2 separate regions of the Mus musculus genome follow, and region 1 is linked to region 2. The links are chromatin loops, found by intact Hi-C in ENCODE. Cell type or tissue: heart. All regions are shown on one strand. Links, peaks and the distances in the headings refer to the core of each region. The heading gives the core; the rest is flanking DNA. Region 1 overlaps Cast (calpastatin). Region 2 has its middle 47 kb from the start of Cast.

Region 1 (12,564 bases), core at 2,971-10,970, 110 kb before region 2:
GTGTCTCTGGTATCTCGGAAGATGAGATGGTGGTCTCTGTTAGTATAAATCTGTGGCAGGGGTAGGGGTGAGTGGGGGGTGCATACTAAGGGTATGCCACCGAGAAAGCACTCCATGCAACAGATCTAGGCCAAGAGGTTTATTTTTCCCGGGGTAAGCAAAAAGCTGTGTCCATGTTGAGACATGAGACAAAGATACAGACAGACCTAGACCTACTGGGAAATAGAGAAAGGACAAGAAAGACAAGGAGAGAGAGAGAGATGGAGAGGGAGAGAGAAACAGAGGGGGAGAGGGAGGGAAGTGAGGGAGGGAGAAGAGAGAGATACAGAGACAGATCAATCTAGGGTAGGGTTGCCACTGAGTCACATGGCATAGGCCCTGGCTTACAACAGTCTCGTATGACTAGAGTAGAGGCCTGCTTTAGAAGCACTCAGACATAAGTAAACCCAAGAAAATACCTGCTGCTGTCATATGGGCCCTGGCTATTTAAGTACCTCTTCCACCTTCCTTTTCTTCTCCTTGGGGGGAACAGAACTTCTGGTCACTCCTGCAGACTGAGCTTTGAAAATTTCCCCAGTAGACTTCTAAAAAAGAAAATACAATATGACAAACAGAACTAAAGTTTTCTTTTTACAGTTAAGATGCTTTCTTGCAAAGTTTTTCTGAATAGGACTGAAATCAATACCTCTTTCTCACTTTGCTTTCCAGTTGGAGAACTACAGGTGAAATCAGATGACAAGGCATCTATAGCCTGGTCAGTCCCCATAGGTTTCTAGAGAAAAGAGCACAGGGTAACACCTGAGAGTCCAGCAAAAAACCACTCTCTTCATTCCTTAGATACCAAATGAGAAATGCTACTGAGATAAGTCCTGTTTGGAAAGGGTGGGTTCTTTTCCTCCTTTTCCTTCTTCCAAAGGAGTTACATGTGGTTATATGTGCTCATACTAATAATAATTATTAGTATTTACTATATCCTTCTATCCTATTATCTCCACCTCCATATTATATATGGCCAAGGACAGAGAAATAGGCCCATGCCTTCTACTATGCTTTCATAGGATTCTTTTCATTTGCGTTTTAGAGATTAGAGATTGAATCCAGAGCCTCATGCACACTAGGCAAGTAAGTAGTTTGCCACCCAGATATCTGAGATATATCCCCGGTTTACTTTTTAATTTGAGAAAGGGTATAAATTATCCAGACTGGCCTTAAACTCAGCTTTCTACATAACTGGATTACAGGACTGTTCCACCAAACCCAGTTTGGTACTGGTAGTTCTATGTCCCCAAACAAAGAACAGTGTTGATACAGATCTTAAAAGACATGTATACAAACTCACAGGAGAGTCTGGAAGAGGTTGTGTGATCCCTTCATTTTTCTGAAACAAAAATGGAAGAAATTAAGAAGGAAAGATTAATTCTTCTGATTTGACAAAATGTATTCTCAGTCATTCATGAGCTAAATTGTGTATTCTCGCACTCACATGCTGAAGTCATGAAGAACCCTAGAATGGTAATTTATATGAATATAGGGCCTCTATGTAAGGAATTCATTAAAGCAAGGTCATTAGTGGGAATCCTTATATGGAACTAATATCCTTATGAAGAGAACACATTTCGTACCAGAGGAAAACCTAGAGGAAAGGAGATGTGAAAGGATCCAGGGAGAAGATACCCATCTACCAGCCTTGTCAACAGGCTAGAGAGCTACCCCTCTGAGCACTTGAAAGGAGCCAGCTGTTTCCACACCATAATTATGATTTCCATAAAAACCAGACAATACCTTTCTCTTAGTTAAACTATCAAGTCTGTAGTACATTGTCAGAGAAGTTCTAAAGGATAACACACAGAGGGTACTTCTCAATAATAACAACTGTATGTGCCCCACTGCATATTCTAAACTTTGATATTGTTACAGAATTGTCTTCCAAGAAGGAAATGGTAAAATAAAAATGAAAGATAACTTACTTCCAAAAGTTTCCTATACTCTGGAGGAATAGTCCCTTCTTTTATACCCAGTGCCTCAAGGTAGGTAGAATACATTGGGTCCTGGAAGAAAATCATACATAAAGACATATTATACAGTTAATCTAATGAGACTATTAAGTGAAGCCAAAGTACTATTCCAGTATTGATTTTTCTGTATCTATTGAGATGAAAATAAATCATTTAGAAGCTAAAATCTATCCTTAAAGTTCTACTTGCATACTAACAATTATTTAATTAGCTTTAGAGATAGCATCTGCACTTTAAGTCTATCATCTCTATCATTTTCTATTGAATTACCTTTTCTCAGTATTTTTTTATTTTTCATAAACTGTAGAAGTAAATGCTTTGTAACTTTAAAAAATATTTTCATTTATCCTGTGGTTTATTTTTAATACTGTGGTACATGTAATTTTATCACTGAATTCAAGCTGAAGAGGAGACTATATATATATGTGTGTATATATATATATTTTTTTTGTTGTTGTTGTTTTCAAGACAGGGTTTCTCTGTGTAGTCCTGGCTGTCCTGGAACTCACTTTGTAGACCAGGCTGGCCTCGAACTCAGAAATCCTCCTGCCTCTGCCTCCCAAGTGCTGAGATTAAAGGCGTGCACCACCACCACCCGGCTGAGAATATTTTAATATTTAAAAATATTGCAAATGTAGAAATGTATAAGCAAAATATATTATAACTTTGCATGTTTTCAAAAGCTATATAAATAGTATCATTTTGTTGCTCTTGTTTATTTTATTCAAAATCATGGCTTTGTAATAGATCCATGTAGATACATAAGTAAGCCATTTTCCTTTCAGAAAGCACTGAAAGCTCCCTATTTTCTATTGATCACATTCCTATTTTCTATTGATCACATTGGTCTCAAGTGTTCTGCCATATCCTTCGCTGTACACAGGGGCAAGATTTCCAAAGTCTCGCTGGTGGGGTTTGTGACTGAACGGAACACCTCTTTAGAACCTAATGCCTAAATTGACCTGTCAGATTCTTAAAGTTTTGGCAGTCTGGTTGAGCCAAAGGCACCACGCCATGCTTTATGCTATTTTCCTAATTCCCTGGTAGACCCTTACACTATTTGCTCATTGTGCAAGCAACTTTCTCTTAATTTTCTACTGAGTTGTCTTTGTCTCTGTTTTTCTATTTATTGTAAACTATAGAAACAACTTTAATGGCAACTGTTGAAAATGTTTTCATCTATGCTACAACATCTTTAACACCAGAAAAAAAATTACATTGTTCCTTGGAAATGAAGAATAGATTAACTTAGGATCATAAGGATCTAAAACTCAAAATAAGTTCAAGTCCACTGCGTCAAATCTAAAGGACAGAAAACTAGATGTTCTGACCGAGTCAGCTGTTCCAGTTTAGCATTGTCAGACATATTCTGAATCATAGCAACTGTGTAGTGTCACAAAGCAGACCATTTCCACCCTCACCCCCGAGTTTTTGTTTCTAATATCAATTCTGACATCATCCTGCGTCTACATAATCAACAGAACATGACATGCAGTCCTATGCTTGATACCATAGGTTTATTTGCTTTCCTCCCCATTAACAATGAATGCTGACTGTCATCCAACACATACCAAAACTACTGGTCCAGTATATGGTGGATCATCTCTGTTAGTATCTTCATGTCCACCTAAGGTGTCTATCAGGTCATCCAAGGCAGCATCCATGCCTGACTAGAAATAGAAGAGATAAGATATGTTATTTTGTAGATATATTTCCCGTGATTTGTAACTACTAAAATGTATCAAATACTGTAACTTTTCCAAGTTCAAAAATAGTTAAACTGTATTTCATTTTTAATATGAAGAAATTCTCAATTGGAAAAATAAAAAGCCACATTCAGGTAAAGATCACCATTTAAAAAAATTCCACATTATTAACTACAGCAACAAATGTAGTAGTTCACAAAAGCAACCAAACCACTGTACTGACAGTCAAGAGGAAAAAGACAAAAAAAATGCAAGGATTAGCCATGTGGCACTTGTTGCTTTTTAGTATCACCCATAGTTTCATTCTAGCAAAATCTGTAGACAGTACTTCCTTCAAAAAGAAGCTATTGTTTTTTTTTTTAATTCTTGTATTTTTCCATTCTTTAATGAACATTGTTGTTGTTCATTGACTTGCTCAAAGACAACCCTGAAGAGATATTATGTGAGGTCAACCCTAAAGACATATGAATTGCCAGTTTAGTTTGCCAACATATACTTAACATATTAATGAGAAGTTGCTGTCACCTTATTCTGTAGTTTTGGATAGCTCACTCGGAACAGGCTCCTAACATGGAAAACAGCCACTGTCTTCTCACCTTGGGCATCTTTTCTGCTGTTTCCAATAGCACAGACTCTGTATGTTCCTGACTTATGACCTGTACGGCACTTACTCCACACGTCAAAGTGTCACTGAATATGTCTGACGGTTTCCTTTAAGAATTACCACACTGTATATGCCCCAGTACAGGGGAACGCCAGGGCCAAAAAAAATGGGAATGGGTGGGTAGGGAAGTGGGTTGGGGAGGGTATGGGGGACTTTTGGGATAGCATTGGAAATGTAATTGAGGAAAATATGTAATAATAAAAAAAAAAGAATTACCACAATCCTACAATAGTTTTAGGATTTAGCGGATTACTGATAGGTGTAACAGAAACTAGGGCACATTTGCTTTGGCTACTCTTCCCCTTCTTATTATTATTGTGGTTTCTTGTGGAAGAGGGGATAGATTTTTTTTTAAAGTACCTTATATTCTTTACCAATAGAGAGGTAATACAGAATACTTAGACAACCCTTGATGTCCCCACTCTAAAACCAAGAGACTTGCCAAGCCTCAAGAAACCTTGCACGTTGCTAACAAACACATATTTCCAGAAGAGAAGCTATAACTGAACTTGGTATAATAAAACTAGAATTTTCAAAATAGAGGCTCGTACCATAAAATGGTACGAATACAGAGTGATGGCCACACTGTCAACTCAGTCATAACTTTTTAAATTTTAAGTCATTACATTTTTCCTTTAAAACAACGAGAAATCAGGCTGAGACAGGCAACAGGAGATAAATGTTTGATGATGAAGTGCCTTTTGGCTCCATACCTTGTCAGATGGCTTGCTCGGTGTGGACTGCACAGGTGAAGCTGGTGTGAATGGTTTCTGTTCTTTTTTCTAGAGGGAGTTTAAAAGGACTTTAAAACTTTTCATACACCTTTATGAAACAGCATTATGACACACACATTCAAGATGAACTATTCATGTATTAATAGCCTAGATCATGTACTAGTCCCATGATCAACTGTGGACGGTAATGGCAAATGCTTCAAAACTACTACATACATTAAGCCTGTTTAGTGACAGGAAAGAGAAGCTTAGAGAGATCCGGCTCATGGAGGAAAATAAAGTGATAGATTGGTTTAAGTACATAATAAGTCCAAGGAAAGATATGAAGAAGGCAATTAAAATGTTGTTTGGTATATGGAAAAGATGGAGGTTGAAGAGAAGGGAGAAGAGGGGAGGGAAGGGAGGCAGAAGAGGCTAGGAAGGGAAAGATGGAGAGGAGAATAGGAAGGAAAGTAGTGGAGATGAGGTGACTCCCTGGGTTACAGAGGAAGGGATAAAACCCTGATCTGCACCAGGATTGCCTGGCCACCATACTTGTCCCGGGCCTTGAAAGCCTACAAGTTGTTTCTGAGGTAGCTTCTGTTCCCTGCGTCTTTGTTTCTGCTCACCAGGACAACTGTGTCACTTGCCTTGGTAGCTCATTGTTCTTTCCTTGATTCTTCTCATATATTTTCTCCTTTGGCTATAAATTACGGCAGTTCCTGCAGCTGCTAACTTTCCAACCTGCAACCGTCCTGCGTCTGTCCACACATAATCTCTGACGATGACCATGGGGAGCATCACTGTGTCACCTCTTATCTCCCACACTTGCCACAGCAAAGCAGCATTCAGATTCTGCCCTTGTCATGCCACCCTGTGCTTCTCTTCTTCTGCTTCCAGTAGCACGTACTCTGTATATTCCCGACTTATGATGGTGTTCTATGCCAAATCCTCTAGGGTCAGGGACTCTTGGCAGGAATTATATTGGTTAGGTTATTTCATTTAGGACCTTCCTGGGCCATGGATCATTTGCACATATCAACTCAGGCAGCAGATCTCAGCCTGCCTGAATCTGTATACCAGCCGTGACATACACAGGTGCTTCCGAATTATAAATTATAAATCACTTCCCCTGTCCCTTGTTTTCATAGTGATATGAGGACAATGATGGTACCTAGGGGTTGTGAAGGTTATGTTAATGTTTAATACTTAGTATGATGTAAGCACTTGCTATATAATTAAATACCAAATTAACAACTGCTATGACTTTGGTGCTAAGAACACGGTGCCAGGTACAAGCCAGAACCCCTTCCTAGAGAGTTAACTGCCCCCTTGTGTAGTTGTGTGCACACTCACAACTCTTCCCCCTCCCTCTTCCTGTCTCATCTTTTCCTTTCTCTCTATCTCCTCTATCTCCATTCCCTCCTCTCTCTCCCACTTCCTCCCTTTTTCAGTGCACCACACAATATATTAATTACTTTGCTACATGCCTTTTCTTAAGCCTGCCAAACATTTAAATTCAGTCTAGCCCTAATTAGGCATAGCCCATTCTTCATATATATCCTATAAGCTTCTGTTGATCTTTCAAAGTAACCAGAGGTCGAGCACAGTGCTGTAAATCTGCCACTCCACTTCTAAGCAGGCACTTGGTCTCAGTGCTGACCCTGTGCTTGGATCACAGAATGAGCCCCTCCAAAAGCCTGGCACTGTGGCATCTATCTTGTCTTGCTTCACTGTTATCAGCCTACTCATGCCATATTCTGAAGCCCCAGCACATTGTACATTTTCTTTACCTCTGCCCTACTCAGCCAACACCTTCTGAAAGCTGAATGTTTTGTCTCTGCTATAACTTTGAATAGCTCTCCTCTTTTCTTCTACTATAGCTCTAAGTTAGCCACATAATGGCTCACCAGCACCATCGAAACAGCCCTACGCCACCTCACCTTCCTGCCACTACCCACAAGCTCCTACAGCATTCTCCCCAGCAGCCTTAACCTGTCTTTCTAGTCTTACAGCCAGCAACCTCTGGACTCTGCTTTCTGACACTGGAATGTGCCTGTGATCAGACCTCATCTGAAACTGCTCAACATCTCAAAGTGTTTGCAAGCCTGGAATCCCAGCTGCCCTACATCAAAGGGGAGGTCGCTCAGCTCCGGCTCTCACTCCTGCTCCTGCTGCTGCTCCACTCCCGCTCCCTGTCTCTCTCACAGTCCTGTGAATCCCCTGCCTCAGATGGAATTTACCTTTTCTCATAAAATGTTTCTCTACACGGACACTTTCCTTAATCTGGCCAGCACATAGTACACTCAACTATAATGCTTCAAACCTGCCAAATCCTAAAATAAGTCAGGTTTGATTAGTCCTAATGAGATGGGTATAAATCACTAGTAAAGTAAAATAAAATAATTATGGAAAGTCCAGAATCAAGCCAATGAATAACAGAATTCCAGGTAACCTTTTGTCATGTGGATCATTTAGCTTTTACTGATAACATGGGCTAGTTAATTGCTAACCTCAAACCTCAGATTTTGAATATACTTTAAAAGTTTGTGTTATAACATATCTAGTTAAATCTATTTTTCAAAGTAGTTCATATAAATACACACTTGGTGTTTCCAGGCTGATGGTTAGGTCCTGAGATAACAGACAAGTAACCCATCACAAAACCCTTCCTTCACATGTGAGCATTTCTATGTAAAAAGTTTTTATGAATTTTGTTAAAATAATGTGTCTGGAATCCCAAGATCCAAGAAATCAGTATGTTTCAAGGGACTTTTACCTTTTTCTGCGACTTTCTGCACACTCCCAGACTGGCATCTGAAGCTCCTCCAGTGCGGGGTTTCTGGGACTGGGCAACACATCTAGAATCATGCTAGCAACTCACACCATTGCTGTGATTGTGACTTAATGTCAAGGTTGCTGTTGTGAGCATTCAAAGCTGAGCGTAATGCCTACTCAAGCACTCATGTAAGTTTTACGTTTTTGATTTCATACCTGTGAACCTGGACGGCAAGGCCTGAACCAACTTACATTTTAATTACTTTGGCATTGATATCAGGCCTTCGAAGCCAGTTGCCCAATAAGTATTTACTAGATATACACATTTCAAAATTATTTTAGTATTTTTCTCACTTTAAGTTCCCAAAACATGAGCTTTTTCACAAAAATACACACAAACTGTATCCATTGTTTCTGAATGTCGGGTTGTCCGATATGGGCTTCTTAGAACCAGAGCCTCATAAGCAGAGAAGTTCATGTTATGTCTGTATATGTATGCTCACCTTACCAACCACTTTGTCCAAGGCAGTGGCCACAGTCCCACCTCCAGCCACACTCTCTCCACCAGCTGAAGGAACATCTTGAAATTTTGTCTGAGAGCAGAGATAGAAGAGTGACAGGACTAAGTATCTTTGACTGTGGCCAAGATCATGAGTTTCCAAATGTCACCAACACCTGCTAGTTTGTTCTCATGAAATCACTGTGGAGAGAGTTTGCTAGCTTCCTCTGCATGTAATGCAAAGTTGTGCACAATATAGGGCAGATCTCAAGAGCCTACAGAGTCCATTTAGGTCACACAGATGTGAAAACACCATTATACCTGGCCAATGAGCTCAGTGTGCTGTGGCAAACTGGAGCCCACAAAGGAATTATAGACACTCCTCCCAACTGCTGTCATCTGAGCCCAGTTCTCCAGATAGTCTGACTTTTAAGAGAAGCTATGAATTGGGATTTTATGTGAAATGCCCTGACATGTTCTGCCAGCACCTAATTAAAAGATAATTTTAAGACAGATAAAAATAATTCCCAACAACATTGTAAGCCAAATAATGTGGTTATATTTAACTGCTGAATCACATATTGGTAAACTCTGATAACTATATTTTAAGTAGGCCTAGTTTTTATCTTCCAAATGTTCTCAATAAGAAGCTTCTCATACATTTCTTCTTCTAAGAGCAAAGCGTCTCTAGTTGTCTAATTACAGAGCCAGTTTCCGAGTTTGGATTTTCTATGTTCATGTCTTCTACAAGGTCATAATAATGCTTCAAGACTTCTGTGTAAAGAAGCAAAAGGCAGCAGGCATGCTGTAGTCCTAGTTGCTTTGAAGGCTGAGGCAGGAGAATTATTAGAGGCCATGGATTCGAGAATAGATGGAACACAGACACGCATGCATGCACACACACACACACACACACACACACACACACACACACACACACACACGGTGGTGGGAAAGAGCGACATACAGACAGATGAATGGACCCAGAGAGGCAGAGAATAAATATGAGTGAGAATGAGAGGCACCTGTAATAGTTCCCTGGCTGAAGTTTACAGGGGCCTAGAAAACCACCTCATTTCCAAGTTTTCTGCTTGGCAGACACCAGAGTCATGACTGGTCCCGATGGGCAGCATGAGAAGGCTGAACAGTGCACTTGCCAAAATCTACCTGCTAGCCTTCCTCAGGCACTCCATTATCCCATATTCTTACAGTGCTTCTTGCAAAACTAGTACAACAACAGCATTACATCATTACAATACCAAATGCATCCAGTGTAACCCCACAACTTCAGCTGTACACTTTGGGCCAATAGGGGCCACACTGAGAGTAAGTTGACATTAGTATCTTCATGTTTATCAAGCTCACCTTTGATTCTGATGGTTTCTCTGACACCATCTGTTCATTTGATCTGGAAAGTGCTTTTTCTTTATGAGCATGCTTGCTTCCTGTACTTGATGTGTGCTTCGGAAGATTTTTGGGCTGAAAGTGCATACATATATTATTAACATGATGGTGGTTGAAAACAGTTCAGATATGTTTCTCTACAGAATAAAAGCTGTGTATAACAGTTGTGTTTTTACAGTTTTGAACTGTGAAAATATCAATTAGTATGAGGTAAATGCCATTGTACTTTAGGTACAAAATCTGAACTACTGCAAGTCCTCCCAAAATCTTCATCAAGAATCACTGAAGACTCCAAGTGGTAGTAGATCCCAGAGGCAGAGACAGGCATATTTTTATGAGTTTGAGTGAAGTCTGGTCTACAGAGCTAGTACCCAAACAGTCAAGGCTAAACTGAAGAAACCCTGTCTTGAAAAAAAAACTAATCAAACAAAAACAAAATCACAAAACACTGCTGTTAACATACAATGGCACTGAGTCAGCTGAGGAAACAAGTCAGTCTCGTATCACAACAGATATTGCTACACAGGATCAAGTCCCAGCAATTATCACTCACCTCTGACCCTTCCTTTGGCCCTCCTTTTGACTTTTTCTCGTGAACCACAGGTTGCTGTTAATTTCAAAGAAGTAAAAGCTGAGTTACTGTATTAAAATCTACTATTCTTATAATCACAAACTGCCCCATGAATATGATCCCGACTAGACAATCTTGTCCTCAGGAGGAGCTCCATTGTGATCATCAGTAACCTGCCAGCAGATTCCATTGGTGGCCATTATCAGACACAGGGAAAACTGAGTCTTTTCTTTAGAAGGATGTCTTCAAAGACACACACTTGCTAAACTTCTGGCTGCGCTGCACATTCCCTCACAGTGATTAGTCAATGCCAGGCTATCCACAAGGCATCAAAAGCGTTACGTTTGCTGAGCAGTGACACTCCACATCCCACTTAATTGATTTTAAAGTCTTTTCCTGTAGGAGATGAAGTATGATCAGATCCCCAAAGATGCAATACTCTTGACATTTGGTAGATAAACCACAGCATTGATATGTGGCACAGAAGAAATTTTCACCTTATTTCTAAACGTTTCTCCATAGAATCAACTATGCCAAGGCTGCAGGCAGGGTCCCTTTTACAGAATCAGATAAGCCTTACCTTTCACCCCATGACTCCATCACTATCTGCACTTCCAATGTTTCCCTTTGTTCTGTGACCTACAGGAAACCTTACAGTCCCAAGTATTTGCTTCAACAGTTGAATTAATATAGTGTAAAGAAAAGATGTACTGAAAAGAAAGATGTGTTGCTCCTGGCACCCTAGAATCCACCTTTCTATGGAGGCAGGATGACTTTCAGACTGGATAGTCAAGGGTCATGGAAGCAAGAGGAGTTTGTCTCAGGGGAGAGGGCCTGAGTGACTCATATCATCTCCACCATCCCAGAGAAGACTGTCAAGATTAACCTGCCTGCTATTATCCAAAGATCTAGGGGCAGGTTCAACACACTTCTAGTGTTTCAAGGTACCTATAACTTGCACTGTTTTTTAAAATTATTAGTGTGTGAGTACACATGAATGCATTATGTGTGTGTATGCATGTGTGCCTATGTGCATGTATTGTCTATGGGTATGTTAGCATGTGCACTCGTGTATGCATGCACATGTGTATGTTCATGTGTGAGTACATATGTATACATGTACATGAATACATGTGTATGTTTGACTATCAGTCTATTTGTGTGTGTGCACATGCATATGTCACAGTGGTGTGGTAGGAGGAAAAGGCAAGTTTCAGTAATTGATTTTCTCCTATGATGTGGGTTCTGGGTTTGAAATCAGTCTTACTACAAAGCACCTTTACTCCCAGGCAATCTCCTCTGCTTGACTTTACCTCTTTTGTTCCTTTCTTTAAAAAATATTAATTATATATTATCTATATTTTGAATCTATATTTTGAATAAAATAACCTTTAAAATACTCTTTGTTTATAAAGTATTATATATTTTAACAATGTATGGATTTAATGTAAGTATTTTATATGTATTCTATGAGTTTATCTTCTACAGAATAGTCAAAGGTATTTAAATTAGCTGACAAATCCCTTTACCAATAAAGGAAACTATTCATTCATTATTATTTAAAAATGGTCAGAATAGTTTACTCATAGACTTAAACTACTTACCTCACTTGATTGTGGTTTCTTAGACTCTGTTTTCACAGCCTAAAGTGGGAGGGGGGATAATAATAAAATAGGGAAAGATAAGTTAAAAAGATAATATTGGAGATAGTTTACTAAGATTGTAATTTATTTTCTTCAACTAAGTGTTTGGTATTATTATCAATATAAAGTTTATGACTTAAGTTTATCACACACTTCAGATATTACTATTCATATGGCAGGTAATGCTGTGTGTATCAAGGACACATAAAGAGTTTTTACTAATAATACTGTAGTAAACATATAAACAACATAAAATGCAAGTTTTCCCCCTTCAAATCCAAGGGCTGTGTCCTTCCAAGTCACTGATATATAACATATATATCAATGAAATACTTATCATGGCCTGGGTACAAAGTGTGAAAGAATGAGGTAGTAGCAGAACAAAGGCATAGAGAACAGAGAAGTTATTTTTAGTGCCAGCATGTCCTTGATGGTTAAGCCTAGAGGAAGTCTGTAATGGAATCATGCTATTTCAGAAAATTGGAGGTTGGAATTATAGAATGTGCTGAGAGGCTGAAGTGACTAGTAAACAGAGCTGCCGGGCACAATGAACTACATCACCTGTTCTCTG
Region 2 (12,564 bases), core at 2,602-10,601:
CCATCCATTTGGCTAGGAATTTTATAAATTCATTCATTTTAATAGCTGAGTAGTACTCCATTGTGTAAATGTACCACATTTTCTGTATCCATTCCTCTGTTGAGGGGCATCTGGGTTCTTTCCAGCTTCTGGCTATTATAAATAAGGCTGCTATGAACATAGTGGAGCATGTGTCCTTCTTACCAGTTGGAACATCTTCTGGCTATATGCCCAGGAGAGGTATTGAGGGATCCTCAGGTAGTACTATGTCTAATTTTCTGAGGAACCGCCAGACTGATTTCCAGAGTGGTTGTACAAGCTTGCAATCCCACCAACAGTGGAGGAGTGTTCCTCTTTCTCCACATTCTCGCCAGCATCTGCTGTCACCTGAATTTTTGATCTTAGCCATTCTGACTGGTGTGAGGTGGAATCTCAGGGTTGTTTTGATTTGCATTTCCCTGATGATTAAGGATGCTGAACATTTTTTCAGGTGCTTCTCAGCCATTCTGTATTCCTCAGGTGAGAATTCTTTGTTTACCTCTGAGGCCCATTTTTTAATGGGGTTATTTGATTTTCTGGAGTCCACCTTCTTGAGTTCTTTATATATATTGGATATTAGTCCCCTATCTGATTTAGAATAGGTAAAGATCCTTTCCCACACTGTTGGTGGCCTTTTTGTCTTATTGACAGTGTCTTTTGCCTTGCAGAAGCTTTGCAATTTTATGAGGTCCCATTTGTCGATTCTCGATCTTACAGCACAAGCCATTGCTGTTCTATTCAGGAATTTTTCCCCTGTACCCATATCTTCGAGGCTTTTCCCTACTTTCTCCTCTATAAGTTTCAGTGTCTCTGGCTTTATGTCAAGTTCCTTAATCCACTTAAATTTGACCTTAGTAAAAGGAGATAGGAATGGATCAATTCACATTCTTCTACATGATAACCGCCAGTTGTGCCAGCACCAAGATGCTGTCTTTTTTCTACTGGATAGTTTTTGCTCCCTTGTCAAATATCAAGTGAGCATAGGTGTGTGGGTTCATTTCTGGGTCTTAAGACTTCCTGGCAACTTGTAGAATTAATTCATAACGCGGTCAAGGAATAGCTATCAAGGTATAAATAAATTCTCAAGAGAATATAAAATTCTTTAAAAGCCCAGATATGAAAGTTTTCTGTACTGTAAGGATTCAAAACTGAGATTAAAGTATATTTTAAACATTTTGCTTGCCTATTGATCTAACAATCGAGCTCCAATATCAGCAGAGTTCTATTCATTATTTTATTGGCCAGAGTAGGAGTGACATTTGGCATAGTCACTGAGGGACAGGGATCTGCAGCTGCTGTGATCATGGCCATAAGCCACTAACTAACCAGTCACTAGGGGAATAGTATCATGGGCTTATGCTTTGGTGCTTTTTCTAGATTCAGTTTCCCTTTCTTCCTTAGTATTCAGACACTGTATGGCCTGCCATGATTAGAGCTCTAACAGACAGAATCCTGTCATCAGAAAGTGACAGTCTAGAAGGAGAAAGTCCTAGGAATGAGATAAAGGCAGAAGACTCCTGATCCACAGTGGCCAGGAGACGGCTACAGTGGCACTTGACTAGTGGAAAATATACTCTCACCTTGCTTAAATGGCTACAATTCTATGCCCAGTGCAGCTGATACAGTTATTAAAGGATTCTTTGTTGTGAATTTAATGGAATATATAACCATCAATTATGAAAACAAGAAAGTTAAAATGCAAACACTACCAGAAGTCTGTTTTAAATAATTGAACCCACAGTGAAGATTGTAATCGTCTGAGAGTATTTTTTTTTTTTTTTTTTGAGACAGGGTTTCTCTGTGTAGCCCTGGCTGTCCTGGAACTCACTCTGTAGACCAGGCTGGCCTTGAACTCAGAAATCTGCCTGCCTCTGCCTCCCAAGTGCTGGGATTAAAGGCGTGTGCCATCACCACTCGGCTTTCTGAGAGTATTTTGCGGTGAAGGTTTGGATGTTTGAGGTGGAAGTTTGGTCATTTCAAATGTAAAGAGTTTGAAGGAACAGGAGAAGCTAAAAACAGCAAGAGAAGAGGTAAAAGCTAGTTATATTTCTACAACATTTTAATCTTGACGATGTCCTTCTGAATCCAGAAAGCTAACTGTGGGATTTAGGGCCAGGTCTGCCTTGAGTCCAAATGAAGCAAGGGAGCAAATAATTGTTTGTATGAGGGCAATCACAGCAGAGAGCCTGAAAGTATCATCAATATTAGGTTGCTAGTGTACTCAGAGCTGGCCTACTAGGGCTTGGTTTCTAATATCCATCACCTTAAACCAACTCTTTACAATTTCTTAAAATATATCAATTTTGTCTTCACTTAAGGTAGAAACTGAGGTGCCTGCGATTAAGTACCCTCTTCAAGTATGCAGATATGGGGCGCATGTATTGTAACAGGATGACCTGTTTTTTCTTGGGTTGAGAGGTTTCCTGTGATGCAAAACTTTCAACTCTAAACTCTGGAGAATGCCTGATAAGCCAGAATAGATGCTTACCCGGTGCTGACTGTAAAGCTCTGTTATACTAACTTTAAGTTCATGGAGCTCTGACAGACTACCCAGTAGGGCTCAGCAGAGCTGGTTCTGGTCAGGCTGGAAACCTGGATGTAGGCCCTGGAATCAGATGAGCAGGACCATGTGGATAGAACTCAAGCCTTTGCTGTCTTCTGATTCTAAGCCACAAAATCTCTTCAGCCAACATCCTCAGAGAACTTTGTCCTGTTTAGCGAGCAGAGCTGTTATCCTCTAAGGGGTAGTTTCGTGGACTTTGTCCACTTGTGTAAATACCATTTTTTTCTGGCTGAAATTTGCTCCTAATTATTCTCTACATTTTAGGGACTAGGCAGGTCTATTTAATCTAGTATAATATAGTATAATCACTTTATAATATGATTTTGTAAAAGTATAAAGGTATAAACTTAATGAATCATTGCCTGAGTCTTTGCCTTTCCTGTCTTAGCTTGCCACCTAAAATGCTGACAACACAGTATATTGTAGGCTTCCTCCCAATTAAAGCTACCCAAATAGTGGCCATCTTGGTTAGAGAATCCCTGAGTGAAATTTCTCCATAGGGAATTGTGGAAAGCTGTGCCGCGAGCAATCGCCATTATAAGATGGTGCTGGCTTCCGCTGTGCCTAACTAGTAAACAAGCCTTATGCGCAAGTGTGAGAGTGAACTCACGCCTAGTCACTGCCCATCTCAGGGCGTAGTAATGAGGTGATGGGCGAGCAACAAATCAGGAGCTGACACGTCACATCAGGTGCTGAAACGCCACACAGAGGGCTATATAAGCAGCACCATTTTCCGGGGTCTGGGTCTTCCCTCCTTAAGAAGCAATAAAGCTTGCCTCAGAAGAATCCGGTTGTCCGAGTGTGTTCTTGCCGGGGAGAACGATAGCTCAGGACAGGGAATGTACAAACTTCCTTAAAGTCATAGTCCTGGTGTGTGTGTGTGTGTGTGTGTGTGTGTGTGTGTGTGTGTAGAGGATAGGTAGTTTGTAGTAGATTCCCAGAAAGGCTGTGGTCTAAAGGTTAATGCCACATTATTATAAGTCAAGTTGGAAGGATTTACTTTTAAAGGCATCTTTGTTCTAAAAAGTGATTCACGGTGGTAACCTACCTCAGTGAATTAACCTATGATTCAACTTTTGTCCTAAGTGTGTCAGAGTGATAAGACAGACTCTGATGAGAAGTTTTATCAAAGCAGTGCCAAGGAAGTATACCTATAGCTCTAGCTGATAGGGGGCCACACTCTGGGGTGTGCTAACACTGAAGCCCTCACACCCGGAGAACAGAATCATGTGGTCTACAGCAGAATTACAAAGGCTGCATCTTTCTTAGGGTCAGAACTCTGTTTTTGGATGATTTGATTTAAATTTTTCACGTTATCTTACACAGTGTAACTTTTCTCATAAATAATTAAGTTATACTTCCTAATATTGTATTTTAATATTTAAAAGCTCATGTATTGGGGCCAGAACTGTATTCACATGTATGCTCATATTCCATTGTACACTTAGTAGATACATGATTTTGAAGTGATTTGGCCTCCTATGCTGCTATTTACTTATGTATAAAGAAGAACCTCGCTGGAGAGTGGTGGCACATGCCTTTAATCTCAGCACTTGGGAGGCAGAGGCAGGCAGATTTCTGAGTTCAAGGCCAGCCTGGTCTACATAGTGAGTTCCAGGACAGCCAGGGCTACACAGAGAAACTCTGTCTCGAAAAAAACAAAAGAAGAAGAAGGAGGAGGAGGAGGAGGAGGAGGAGGAGGAGGAAGGGGAAGGGGAAGGGGAAGGGGAAGGGGAAGGAGGAGGAGGAGGAGGAGGAGGAAGGGGAAGGGGAAGGGGAAGGGGAAGGGGAAGGGGAAGGGGAAGGGGAAGGGGAAGGGGAAGGGGAAGGGGAAGGGGAAGGGGAAGGGGAAGGGGAAGGGGAAGGGGAAGGGGAAGGGGAAGGAAGGGGAAGGAGAAGGAGAAGGAGAAGGAGAAGGAGAAGGAGAAGGAGAAGGAGAAGGAGAAGGAGAAGGAGAAGGAGAAGAAGAAGAAGAAGAAGAAGAAGAAGAAGAAGAAGAAGAAGAAGAAGAAGAAGAAGAAGAAGAAGAAGAAGAAGAAGAATCATCTCACAGAACAGTAGTGAGGATTAAGTATACTGATATACTCAAGTTGACCAGAAACAGAGTTCAAGCTCCATTAACACTGATGGATCCTCTGGCTTTGAGAGATGGTGATAATACAAGAGGTCAGAGATCCTACCCCTGGAAACTTCCTCTGTCTGTCTCTTTCAGAGGACTTTGTAATGTAGGCAGAACTAGGGAGGAGATCTCCTAAGACATGAGTCAATGGAAAATAACTTATAGGCTAAGAAGAACATCTTCTGGAGATACAGGTGAAGATGAAACACCTGGACACTGAGGAGTGAACCCTGACACTTGTCCTGATGGAGGGCAGTGAAATACAGTGGTACGTACCCTAATTTTCCTAAAACACATAATAGCAGGTAACCTTTAAACAATAAGACTGCTACTCATATTATGGTTCTTTATTCAGAGCTATACTCTTTTTCAGGCTCCTCAACCTCAAGGGCCTGTCTCCCTGAGTCCCAAACACTGGAGCTAGATGAACTCACCCTCAGCATTAGTAATCATGGTCTGTGCTACACTTTTCTGTTCCACTGTTTCCACACCACTGCTTTGGGAAAAACTGCTCTACACTGTGCTAGTACTCTTTCAGAGACAGCCTTGGGGTGTACACATCAGTACAAAAGACATAGTTTAGGATAAGGGCTAAATGTCGCCAAGTACACCAAAGTTCAGTGCTGGAGCCTCCTCATACACAGGCTTATGCTGGAGACTAGTCCCAAACAGCACAGGGAACTCATTAGCCATGTTACTGCTACTGGAGTGTTATCACCTTACCTGAGGATAAGAAAGAGTAAGTAGTGATGCGTTTCTTTTTATGATTAAAATCCACACTATCAAAATTACGATTAAAAGAAAAACTGAGAAGTAGGACAATGTGGTGCCGCTGGGGAAACCCATTCTGGGCTCTGGAACAAAATTATGGTCCTTTGCATCAGGATTGGTTTCCTGAATCTGGGAGCAAGGCTACTGGGGCTCTGGGGTGTATCTAATAGTCCCCTGAAAGAAGTTTCTGTGTCTCAAATTCTGGACAGGACTGCTGGGCTCTGGGGTGAGCTGATGATGGGTATCTTGAGTCTTAACTCCTAACCCTACCTCTAACCCTGAATTTGTGACTGGGTTGCTGGGCTCTGGGGAAAGTTGACAGTCCTCTCCATCAAACTTGGCTGTCTGAATCTAGGATAGGACTGCAGTTTTCTTTTCTTGAGCAGCACTCCTGACCCCACAATGAACGGCTTGTTTCCAATTCTTGTCTCCAGCCAAATGTTTCATATTGTACCTCCCTTTCATGGCTAAGCATCTAGGTTATAATCACCGTGATAAGAAAGAAAGAAAGCCATGGGAATCTCACTTTCCCCTTTCCTTTTCAAGTCTCCAGACAAGGTTTCTGGGGCAACCTTTAACTAGTTCTGTGGCAGCTGGATGCTTCTAATGAAAATTTGCTGTCAACAAAAGTGCTTTTGTGGGCAGGACTACCGGGGACAGCAAGAAAGAGTGTGGGGCCCTGAGTTCTATCCCAGGCTTAACCTAGCAAGTCAGTCATCTGCCAATAGCCAACCACAAAGCAGCATCCAAAGAGCAGCAGGAAGTCATTGGGGATAAAAATAAAGAACTTCTGCTGCCACCTGGTGGAATTTCCCCGATCAATCTGCTGCTGCTCCTGCTCGGGCTGCTGCTACTCTTTCACCTCCTTGTGCTTCTTCCTCTTCCTCCTTCTAACCCCTCCTTCTTTCTCCTCTACACTTAAAAAATTGTTTCTAATTTTTTGAGATGATAGAATAATGGCATCATTTCTCTTGCTTTTCTTTCTTCCACCTCCCCATCCTTGTTCTCTTTGAAATTTATGGTCTCTTTTGCTTAACTGTTGTTGAGGTGTGTGCATGGGTGGTGTGTGTGTGTGTGTGTGTGTGTGTGTGTGTGTGTGTTCCTAAATACAAAATAACAGTCTACTGAGTCTCAGTCCATATAGGGTTACTTGTATGTATACCTTCAGTGTTGATCATTAGGATTTGGAGAACCAATAGTTAAGCTCTGTAGTTCTTTGTTTGGGGGTGAGAGGCCTGAAGTTTCTCCTTATACATTAGCATGTTTACTGTTGTTTTTTGTCTTTTTTTAAAAAAGATTTTTAATTTATTAATTATATGTAACTATACTGTTGCTGTCTTCAGATTCTCCAGAAGAGGGTGTCAGATCTCATTAAAGATGGTTGTAAGCCACCATGTGGTTGCTGAGAATTGAACTCAGGACCTCTGGAAGAGCAGTCAGTGTTCTTAACCTCTGAGCCATCTCTCCAGACCCTGTTGTTTTCTTCTTTGATGAAGATTATTTCTCCCATTCCCTAGTTGCCTGTAGTTCTTTGTTTGGGGCTGAGAAACCTCAGGCTTCTCCTTATACATTCCCATGTCTACTGTTGTTTTCATCATGTTTAGGTCATGTGTAGGCAGCCATTTTGGTGGGACACCGTTAGTGTACCTTCTCTGCTTATTAGAATGGTTCTTGAAGTGAGTTCATAGACCCTGCCACATCTGTTTTACTTCACTTCCCACCAGTGACTATTAGTAATTTTGTACCTTTGTCTCATTAATTATCAAATAATCAGCCGGTAGGGTTGTGATTTATATATAACATCTAAATAAGAAAGCACACTATTAAATAATGAAAAGTGGATAGTATCAAATCTAATAAAAAGTATGAAATTACGTAAAAAAGTTTAGAAATTGCTAGAGACATATTTCAGAATCTCCAAATGCCTTCAAACACCACCCCAGACCTATGAGATTAAGTTGTACATTTTAATAGAGTTCCTTGAGTTTATATAGAGACATAAAATTTGGGAAAAAGTGTTTTTAGTGTTTTTTTATCAGAGAGAGAAACGCTATTACTGCCATTTATTTGTACTTTAGTCGGTTTCACTGAAAAATGTTGCCATTAAAGAAAACCACCAAAAACAAAGTATAAACTGGACTGTAAGAGCACTGGATTTTCAAACCACTCACTTTGTGTCTCATAGTTCTCAGAAGCCTCTGATGACAGAAAAGTAACTCACATTACACAAACCTGCCTCCCATCCCAGTTTTGAGGTTTGAACAAAGAGCCTACACTGGGCTACATCCTGAGACCTTCTGAACCTTGGTTTAATTATAATATAGACACAATAATAGGCTATGGCTAACTCATAAGACTGAAAGGATTTCAAGATAAAATGTAGAAAGCATAGTGATAAATATGCAAGGTGCCTGGCAATAGGTCAAGCCATTATGAAGATGCAATTATGAAGAAAGTACAAAATTTCATTGAAAGCCATTTGAGAACACCTAAACAAAGGGAGAGATAAAATCATGTCCAAGGATAAGAAAAAAATCAATATTGCAAAGCTATTATTCATCTTCAAATTAATTTCTCTAGTGCAGTTCAAATTAAAACCTCAGTTGAGTTTTTTGACCCTGACAAGCTTATTTTTAATATTTGAATGAAGGAAAGAGCTGAGACTAGCTTATACAATTATGAAAGAGAAGAACAAGATGGGGTATGTCACTCACCAGGGATCAAGATGAACTATAAAATTGTATTAGGTAAGGCAGTGTTGTATTGTACAGGGTAGAAACTGACTAGTAAACAGAATAGAGTACAGAAGAATGCCTTGAGAAGGTGATGTATGATAGTAATGGCATTATAAATACACAGAATAATGCTTGGGATAATTGTGACAAGATCCTACAATGACTGGCTACCCACAGTAAAATAACCACAGATACAATGTATAGGTTTCGTATCCCAATTTAAGGAAGATCATAATAAAACCAGGCACATCTACATTTTAGTGGTGCAGCCATTATGAAGTTGTTGTGCTCTTGGGAATAACTCCTTATGCTTGCTCATGCCAGGAGCTCTAATTAAACTCAGTTGTTCACAAAAATAAAAGAAAACAAACAAAATCATTCAAGTTAGAGGGGAGCTTATTGGGAAGAGTCTGTTCAGCCAGATGGGGTTAGGGATGAGAGAGAGAGCAATAGAAGTTGAAAATGACCAGAATGTATTAAATACATTTATAAAATCATCAAAGAAGAAAAATGTTTCTAGAATCATATAAGGAACTGCTACTTTGTGAGTGTCTGTGTAACTCCTACTCCAGTTCATTTTTATTTTTACTTTTGTTATAGTTTATTTTTAATGTGCTACAAAGGGCTCTACAAGATTGGTCCCAAAAATGATATAAGGAACTTTATATTGAATATTTTTTTAGGTAATTCTGAATTTCTCCTGTTGCAGCTCTATGTGGGTCTTACAAAAGCTTTTTGAAAGCACAGCTGTACTAGTAGATATATAATCATTAAAAAAAAACCAACAACAACAATTTGTACCAATTCACAATTAGATAAAATAGTAAAATCAGAGTCCCAAACAATGTTAATGAAGAGCTAGCGATGAAAGTCCTGTAAACAACATTTCTTATTAATAAAATATACGCTTTACTTCATGGGAAAGTAGGTCTCTTTGGGGCCCTCTGACAACACTATTTTCTCACTGTCAGGGTACACAGCTGTATGCCTCCAAGCACGAGATACTCTAGCTGTGCTTATTCTCCTGCTGCTCTAGCTAAAGATGAAGTGAGTGATCCTACCAATTTCTTCTTCATGGAAGAAGAGATTTTTCTACTTACATTTAAAATAATGAAGCTGGAGTATTTCTTAAAACACAGGGAAAAAAGCAAGGAATATTGGAAAGTGTGAACATTTTAGAAGAACACAAAAGCCAGATTCAAGTTCTGACTCTGTCCATCATTATCCATGAGTGTTGGAAAACTAATGTCTCTCTGTACTTATTCGTCTCTTAAAGGTATAAAGTGGGCATTCTAAAGCTTGTTGTACAGCACATGGAGATAGTCCATGAAAGGTAAGCATCAGTATGCCTGTGAGAATGACAGGAAACTAGGACATTTAATCAAAGGGTATACAGTCCATCTGAATGTTTGCTTGGGATTAGAGACTCTGTGTATCCAGAATTTTAATGACATTTCTCAGATTTCTGCATCACAGTGACATCACATCACTTGTCCCTGGATAGTGAAATATCTTCTCTCTGCTCCTTTCTTCTCATGGTACAATGTGATAAGCTCTCTGCACCTTAGATTTTTTCCTCATCTTTTATTGGTTATTTTGTTTATTTACATTTCAAATGTTTTCCCTCCACAAGCTTCCTATTCTTTCCAACCTCCCCCTGCCTCTATGATGGTGCTCCCGCATCTGCTCATCCACTCCTGCCTCAGCGCCCTAGCATTTCGCCATTCTGGGTCATCAAGCCTCCACAAGACCAAGGGGCTCCCCTCCCATTGATGCCAGATAAGGCAATCCTCTGCTACACATCAAGCTGGAGCCTTCCTCCGTGTACTCTTTGGTTGGCGGTTTAGTCCTTCGGAGCTTTTGGGGGGTCTGATTGGTTGTTATTGTTTTTTCTACAGGATTGTAAACTCCTTCAGCTCCTACAGTCCTTGCCCTTACTTCTCCCTTGGGGTCCCCATGCTCAGTCTTGGCTGTATACATCTGCATCTGTATTGGTACAGGACCCACATCTTATTTATTATCTCATTCTACATGTGATAAAATTAAATTTAAATAATGAAAACCAAGTTATTACAGTAGAGTGTGGCCATTATAAGTATTTAGCTTCAATCTGTCTTTTTCTTAATGCATAGCATTTTACAAGTGTTCAATAAATATTAATCAGGTCAGTAAGTGAATAAGTAGAGGAAAATGTTGAAAAGAAATGCATGGCATCTGAAGTAATGCTTAATATTGTGCTTTTAAATATTATTACTACTCACAATTTTATCCACTATTGAATCCATTTTCAGTAAGGATGAATATTACTTTTTACATTAAAAGCAATCAAATATAAAATCATCTCTAACACAGCTAAGAACCAATGAGACCAAACATACACACACACACACACACACACACACACACACACACACACACACACATGATCTACTGTAATATGTAAAAAAGAGGCATTTTTCAATAACAAAAACTTAGCATGCAGATATTATTCTTTGGAGAGTAGCAAAATTTTCCTAGCAACATAATTGGCAAGGAAGCCAAACTTAATGTTTGCTAACACCAATAGTTGGTGGAGAAAATTACATTTAACTGTTAACTATATAAGAAGTCCAAACCATAATGAGACTGATAGGAGACAGAAACAGTGTGAGACATGGAAGCACAAGAGTGGTGGTGATGTCAGCATTGCACCGAAGATCTTGCAAGTCTCCATTGAGAACATACTTCAAAAACATAAGAAATGAATTTATAATTTTGAGTCAACGTGGAATGATCAAAAGAGGAACCAAATATGGAGAAAGTGGATGGTTTATATACGCTACTAAACGGGTCATTAGCTATGATCCTTCTCTTTTGCTAAAACATCCTGGACAGGGGACAACTCCATTTTTGAAATCTATTCTCTCTTTCTCTCTATCTCTCGTGTTCAAAGTCTAATTCTTTATCTTCTTCTTCTGGGAATTCTGCCAGAGAAGGGAGAGGAGGCACAGTGGTAGCTACTGATAGTTGCTCCCCTATGCCCTGCTTTTTAAAATTCCTCAATTCCTCCTCAACTTGTCTGATTCATTCATTTATATAGTTGCCATTCCTACTTCTAGGAATTAAGGACAACATAAATGGACTTGAGCTCAGAATTTTTCTAGCATCTGTTTTTTTGTTGTTGTTGTTTTGTTTTTTACTCTTTTTATTTTATTTTAAGCCCTATTCCTCCCACCTGGAGCAGCTCTTGGCTGTGAACAGATTCTCTTAACCCGTATTCCTCATGTCTTGAGGGTTTCCTTGAGACTCCTTAAAAAAATTCATGTTTAGTTAATGCTTGTCCCATAGTCTAGCCACTCTTCCTACCTTTCTTGGATCTGTCTCACAGTGCGGGTGACACTGCAGCGATCTCTATGCGGATCTTCACTCACTTCCTGATGAAGCGGTGGTCCAGTGAGAAGAGTGGTCTCTCTCAGACCCCAGACCCAGAGGCCACACGTTGGGCGCCAGCTTGTCCCGACCTGCCGACCTGCAGGGATAATCAGCTGGGACATAGGGCAGGGAAGAAAAGGAGGGACAAGGAAGAATGAGAGCAAGTCAATTTCCTGATCAAGCTCTGAAAAACTTTATTCAGACGTGGTAAGATAAGCATAAGCAAGAGGAGGCTCCAAGGGAGGGGGAGAGAGCTGTGGGGGCTCTCTGAAGGTCAGGTGGCAATGTTCAGCTTCTGGAACCAATGGTCACAGTGTCCTCTTTACCCACAAACATACTTTCTGTTATGACCATGAATGCTTTCTCAGGACTGTTTACGTAAGCTAGAAATTTTCCCCAAGGCCATGGTTGAGGCCATGGCTCCTCGCAGAGAACATACTTCAAAACCATAAGAAATGAGTTTATAATGTTGAATCAACATGGAATGGTCAACAGAGGAACCAAGTCTGGAAAAGTGGGTGGTTTATATATGCTACTAAAGGGGTCATTAGCTATGATTCACTTTTTACCTAGACAGCCATTAGGTAGGAATCATTAGGTGTTCATCTTGGTGACTTTCATTTTTCTGTACTTTAATATTTAAGACTTCTTGAAAAGGATACATTATTTCTATAGTAGAAATAGTGTTAAATGTATTTTCTTTCTTTCCTTCTAAAGCAGCAACTAATCTGGCCATTTGGGATATACATGTTGTTTCTTAGGACAGGCCAGAGTGGCTGGTCTGAGAAAGAATCCAATGAATGTACCCAGAGTGTCTTCAGAGTGCTTTTCAATTGGGTGGAGAAGAAAGAAACCTTATTTCTTCCTTAGTTGGAGCAGAGTGTGTAAGTTAAGAACTGTGAGCAGCCATGGTTCTAGCCAAATGGAAGAAAAACTTAATTCAACAC

Evidence for each region. A loop is a pair of places that touch in the nucleus more often than their neighbours do. Peaks named below come from ENCODE experiments on the same cell type or tissue, not always from the same donor. Only the 100,000 strongest peaks of a DNase experiment are listed, where the experiment ranks them.
Region 1: a loop joins it to region 2, with 2.8 times the contacts of the local background. A loop is called at or near these places in 4 of 42 quality-filtered maps.

Annotation. Positions count from the first base shown.
Region 1 is chr13:74,736,251-74,748,814 of GRCm38, forward strand. It overlaps Cast (calpastatin), which reads right to left. Exons shown (of 31, transcript NM_009817.4): 5 at 11,955-11,993; 6 at 10,333-10,386; 7 at 9,741-9,854; 8 at 8,380-8,469; 9 at 5,099-5,167; 10 at 3,587-3,685; 11 at 1,968-2,048; 12 at 1,340-1,378; 13 at 686-772; 14 at 495-584. Among named protein-coding and RNA genes, the nearest start is that of Cast, 65 kb to the right of the region's middle. In heart, for the core only: no CTCF peak of the experiment used is centred there; no DNase peak of the experiment used is centred there; H3K27ac peaks cover 2,103 bases.
Region 2 is chr13:74,848,287-74,860,850 of GRCm38, forward strand. No RefSeq gene overlaps it. Among named protein-coding and RNA genes, the nearest start is that of Cast, 47 kb to the left of the region's middle. In heart, for the core only: a CTCF peak has its summit at 6,282 (motif pointing left); a DNase peak (open chromatin) is centred at 6,215.